Linked DNA regions of Mus musculus: region 1 is linked to region 2. Evidence: chromatin contacts called from ENCODE Hi-C or POLR2A ChIA-PET data. All regions are on one chromosome and are shown on one strand. The core of a region is the stretch at or near the end of the contact, and the rest is flanking DNA. Distances in the headings are between cores, read along the strand shown. Region 1 holds the start of Pitx3 (paired-like homeodomain transcription factor 3). Region 2 overlaps Gbf1 (golgi-specific brefeldin A-resistance factor 1).

Evidence for each region. A loop is a pair of places that touch in the nucleus more often than their neighbours do. ChIA-PET counts read pairs that join two places held with the same protein, here RNA polymerase II (POLR2A).
Region 1: a map of heart shows a loop between it and region 2 (1.9-fold over the local background). The contact joins the promoter of Pitx3 here to the enhancer-like site in region 2. A Hi-C loop is called at or near these places in 5 of 37 maps with a recorded cell type or tissue (T-helper 17 cell, gastrocnemius and heart). POLR2A ChIA-PET finds 5 or more read pairs at or near these places in 2 of 5 experiments (both embryonic stem cell).

Annotation. Positions count from the first base shown.
Region 1 is chr19:46,147,024-46,149,723 of GRCm38, reverse strand. Pitx3 (paired-like homeodomain transcription factor 3) reads left to right here and starts at 1,399. Exons shown (of 4, transcript NM_008852.4): 1 at 1,399-1,523.
Region 2 is chr19:46,185,398-46,188,097 of GRCm38, reverse strand. All of the region lies in intron 3 of Gbf1 (golgi-specific brefeldin A-resistance factor 1), which reads right to left. Among named protein-coding and RNA genes, the nearest start is that of Gbf1, 34 kb to the right of the region's middle. Within about 2 kb of position 1,302, at least 1 of the 3 ENCODE cell types and tissues checked has a DNase peak (open chromatin) inside an H3K27ac peak, as active enhancers do; it is heart, where a contact is called at or near this core.

The sequences.
Region 1 (2,700 bases), core at 150-2,649, 38 kb after region 2:
GTTTTTTTTGTTTTTTGTTTTTGGTCAGGAAAAATTAGAGGTCGTTCAGGATGAACAAAACTGAAGATGAAGACAAATCAGGGCACTCAGTACAATGCACAGAGGTAGGATAATAGTTGAACGTTTAGGGCCAGCCAAAACCAGAGAGCTACAGAGCAAGACTCTATTGAAGGGGGGATTGGAAGTTCAGGTCCTGAAGATCAAATATGCCACATTAGGAAACTTTGACTTTCTCCTGAAGGCAGTAAAGAGAACTATCGTGCTTTAAAAATTGATACGTATGCTTAGATTCATCTTTGGAGCATACTGCACGGGGCTTAAGGACTCTCAGGGGCACTAAGTAACCCGCCTGTCATACTCCTTGGACACCTGTCCTGTCCCTTGCAAACACTTAATCCAAAAACGCCAACGCTACCCTTACCCACAGGACCAAATCTGTTGTCGTGGGAAACACGACACGGCTGAGGCCAGGAAAGCACAGCCCAGGCAAATTGATAACTGCAGCGTGAGAGGCCGAGTGCTCACACCTTTGAAGCACACAAGGCCAGACAGCCACTGGAAGCCAGGGAGGCATCGTTGTTACTTGTCCAAGGTCAGTGAGTGAGGGAAGATGCTGCTGTATACCACTTTGATTTCTCTCGTTCCAAATCCTGCTTTCTCCAAGTTATCTTCTTTAGGGGAGAAAAAAAAAAATAGAGATAGCTAAGGAGAGAAAGATAGGATGGAAAGGAGGGGTGGTCTTTAAAAAAGAAAGCCTTTCGAAGTGATAGAGTAGGGAGCAAAGCGGTGGTCAGAAGAAAAAAGGAAGGCGCACGAGGACTGGAATAGAGACAAAAGAGTGGAAAGACAGACAGCGACAAGTGGAGAAAATCGGCGAAACGAGCGGCAGCAAAGTGTGGGAGCTGAGACCCGACAGCCGGGTTCTCTGTCCCGCCTGACGGTCCTGCAGCCGTCTCCCCCGGCACTGCTTCTCGTGACTCCGGGGAGAGCCCAAGGCCTCAATTAGCCACAGTTCGGGCTGGACTCAGGGGCGACACGGACCACCGTACTTTTGCTAGCTTTGCCGAACCCGAGAGTCCCAGCTGGAGCGCAGTCCGGGCCACGTGGGGAGGGGGCGTTGCTCAGTGGATGGCAAACGCTTCTGATTGGCCATAGGGGCGGAGTTCTTGGCTGCCGGGTGGCAGGACCCCTCCCACTAAGGTGGGGCCTAAAGGTTCACAGCTGGAAAGGGAGGAGCAAGGGCGGCGCATCTGGAAAGGGGCGGGCCTGGGGCGCGCGGCATGCTGCGGCGGGCTGGGGGCGCCCTGGGTTGCCATAAAGTGAATGGGCGCCGGCGGGGGGTGGCACTGCACTGTGAGACTCACTCTCTCCTCCGCTAGCCTGGGAGAGCCCAGCGGAGCGGCCGCCCCAGAGCAGGGGGGCGGCCCCCACCCCGCAGGGTGCCTGGCCCCTGGCCCCTGCCTGCGCTCCAGAACGCCGCCGCCACAGCCACCACCCGGAGTCTGCCTGCTGCGGGACGCACTGTGAGTACTTGACCATGCAGGGAATAGGGGCTCAGGGGACCGAGGGACCAAGGCTGGTCCTGGGACTCCTAAAAGGAAACCTGGGGCGGTTGAACTCTGGTGTTTGGGGAATCGGTCAAAAGGGAAAAGGCGTATAGTAGCCCCGGGGCTGGGACATGGGAGAAGGGAAACTCTGAGGAAGGACGTGGGGGACTGAGAAGAGATTTAGGGGACTCAGAGAGAAGCCGAAGAACTGCACGAACCACAGAGTGGGTAGTCTGGAAACCTTTACCAGAGAGCACCTTGAAATCTAGGGGCAAGCGGCAAGGGCCAGAAGGTGATAAGGGTAGCCAACTGAGGAGAGGGCAGCGGTCGCTCAGCCTAAGGGCAACAGGCGGCTCGCAGCGCCACTTGGCCCAGGCTTAGACAGACTCCAGCGTCTGGAAGTAGGGGTGCGCGTAGTAGCTCATGCTTTCCTTCCCAGCTGCTCCGCAGTTGGAATTGGAGCCCTGTTGCGAGAGTCGCTACTGGGTCAGATGGCCGCTGCGAGCTACAGGGCCCAAGCTGCCAGCACAACGCGACACGACTGGCAGGTCTGTCGTGGGCCGTTTGGATCTGGAAGGGTCCAGATCTGGAGCCTCCTCGGAATCGGACAGAATGTCAGCGGCACGTGGGGTTTGGAACGGATAGAACGCTTGGGGCGGCAAAGTGGGTCTCTCTGGGGAGCAGACGATGTGTCCAGCAGTGGTGAACGGAATGTCCCTGGCCGACTGGCATGTCCACCTATCCGGCAGCGCCTGCCCAGCTGCGTTATGTGCCATGGGGTCGGCTCGGTGGGTCCCCTGAAATCCCAGCTCCCAGTTTTCAAACTTGATTTTGCCTCTCCTGCCCGTTTGGGCCTGAAAGGAGCTGGGAGAGTAAAGGGTGCAGCACGGCCTTGGGGCAGGGTTCCTCTGCAAGACAACCCCCGCTCCAGCTCAAAGAGATCAGGGCATCAGTAGACTTCCCCAATCCAAACTGAGGAAAGACTAAGCCCTACAAAGGGAAGACTAAGCTACAGGGTGCAGCAGCCGCAGGCCACTCACAAGCCTCCGAGGGGCTCAGTCCCCTCACAAACTCGAAGTCAACTGTTAGGCCTTCTTTCTTTCTTTCTAACCCTAATTCCAGTACAACTGACCGGATACCCTCAAATTCCTAG
Region 2 (2,700 bases), core at 53-2,552:
CTGTTCCCTATGGACCAAGCACTCAAACACATGAGTCTATGGAAGCCACACCTATTCAAACCACCACATCCAGCATACTTAAAACAACAAGTATTGGCAAAAATATAGAGAAATTGGAATCCTTCTGTACTTCTGAGAATGTAAAGGAAAAGAAGGAAAATCATTTGGCAAACATAGAATTGCCACATGACCTAGCCATTCCATTCCAAAGTACATACCCAAAAAAAACTGAAAACAGGTACTAAAACCCACATATGCATACATTCTTAGCAACACTACTCATACATTTTGTGATTTGAGGCAAGGCTCCCATAGCCGAGGTTGGCCTTGAATTTGCTATTATAGCAAAGGATGACTTTGAACTTCTGACCCTCCTCCCTTCACCTCCCAGGCATTAGGATTATAGGGGTGTACCAGTGTTCTATTGTGGTGCTGAGAATGGAAACAAGGGTTCAATGCATGCTAGGCAAGCACTTTACCAACTAAGCCCTGCCCCCAGTCAAAGAATTTTTAGATGCAAAAATGATTTATAATTCATGAAATTCTATTTAATTGTAATATATAATCTCTCATAGATTTAGGTTTTTTATGCAGAGTGTTGCTAGGTAGGCAGCCTTCTAAGCAGCTCAGATAACGAAGAGCTTGAAGAGTTAAGGTCTGGGGTAGAGTCTAGCGCCCAGAAACACCCCAGCTGTTTCCTGCCAGCTGCTGCTTCATGTCTGACTTTCAATAGAGTTCATTTTCTTTGTATGGTTATTTTTGCCTCTCAACCTGTCTGGTTTGAGGAAAGAATGGTTACTTTTTAAAAGAGAATTTAAGCAGGTAAGGGTTTGTATAACTGTAAAAAAAATTATGGCTATTTATTGGGTCTATTTCCTAACTTTTGAAATAGATCTGATTTTTACACCCAATTTCAAATGTAGGAAGAGACAGACAGCCAGAGACAGAATTCAGCAAGTGTATCCAACCCCTGCCAACTCTTCTTCTGCCCTCAAAAGGAAGAAGAAGAAGAAGAAGAAGAAGAAGAAGAAGAAGAAGAAGAAGAACAAGAAGAAGAACAAGAAGAAGAAGAAGAAGAAGAAGAAGAAGAAGAAGAAGAAGAAGAAGAAGAAGAAGAAGAAGAAGAAGAAGAAGAAAGCAAAATTCCCAGAAGTACAGGAAATTGTTTCTCAGAGGAAAGACAACACTTCCTTTCCCAGAACAATCCATCTCCCACACTGACATCCTGCTCCTACTATATTTACCCAACCCAAATGTGCCCGTGATAGACCTCCAGCTGCACTCCTGCCTGCCACATGGTCCTGTCACTCAGCTAGAGCTCTCAAAGGGGAATTCGTCCAGAGGACAGAGCCTAGAAATCACTACACACTAATCCATGCTTCCTCTATTGCTAGCCCTCAGAGTAAAGTGAGACAAAATACGGACAGTATTACTACTCCCTGTTTATTTTGGAAGTGACTGGGGAGACAAGAGGAACTTCATTTTATGTAGTTGCTAATTTTGACTGCTCTCATAGTAGCTAGTGAGGGAGCACGAACAATGAAAAGACTGAAAAGGAAAGTTAAAAATAACCTTGTTGATGCTAGCCAGCCAAGACACATCACTTAATATTTTCTTCCACCTTAACCCACTAGGATCAGTCTGTCAAGTCACTGTATTATAGAGGGATCTCTTCAGTTCTGAGTAGGCAGATCCAATGAATAACTCATGGGAATGTTTCATGCGCCCCACTTCATCCTACCTTATAACACACTACTGAAAGGGAAAACCCAAACTAGACCTGACTCCTGCTTCCTGGTTCAGGGCTCTGCATTCTCAGTGCTTCTCTCCCACTGCAGGTCTCCTATCCCAAGTCCTTTGCTTTTGCCTCTATCTGTTCTTCCTTACTATCTACATCTCTATCTGCTTTTCTGTCCTTATCTATCTTTTTCTTGCTTTTAAATGGACAGGGTTTTCTTAAGAAAATATGACCAATACCTGACAAGGGTTACAAAAGTCACCCTCATATCTGTAACCTATTGTTGATAGCAAAGATAGTCAAAAGCAATCCTGTATCTCTTTTCTAAGATGTACAGTATGTTAATGAGATCCGTAAAGGTAATATAAGAAAGTACAGGGGAAATGTAGGTAAGATGGAAGGAAAGGTGACAGAAAAAGAGAATAGGGAACGATTTTCTAATCATTCAATCATCTTCAAGGGACAGGGGTATTTCCAAACCTTATAGGTTTTAAAAGCTTATGGACAATTTCTCAATGAACTCAACTAAACCCTTTTAAATGTTCTTTTTGGGGGAGTGGAATTTTTTTTTTTTTTTGAAACAGGGTTTCTTTGTCTGTGCCCTAGCTGTTTTGGAACTGGCTCTGTAGACCAGGCTGGCCTTAAATTCAGAAATCTGCCCACTTCTGCCTCCCAAGTGCTGGGGTTAAAGTACACCACCACTGCCTGGTTAAAACACTCCTTTAATTTTATGTTTGTATGTGTACCATATGTGCACAGTGCCCATAAAAGTCTGAAAATTGGAACCTGTCACATGGGAGCTGAGAGCTAAACCCAAGTCCTCTACAAGAGCAGTAAGCACCCTTCACCAATGGGCCATCTTTCCACCCCACCCCACATACTTTTAAATGTTCTGAGATTAAAAGTAGAAATAGGAGGATGAATTTAAAGCCAATTCCACTTATTATAAAACACAGGGGGCC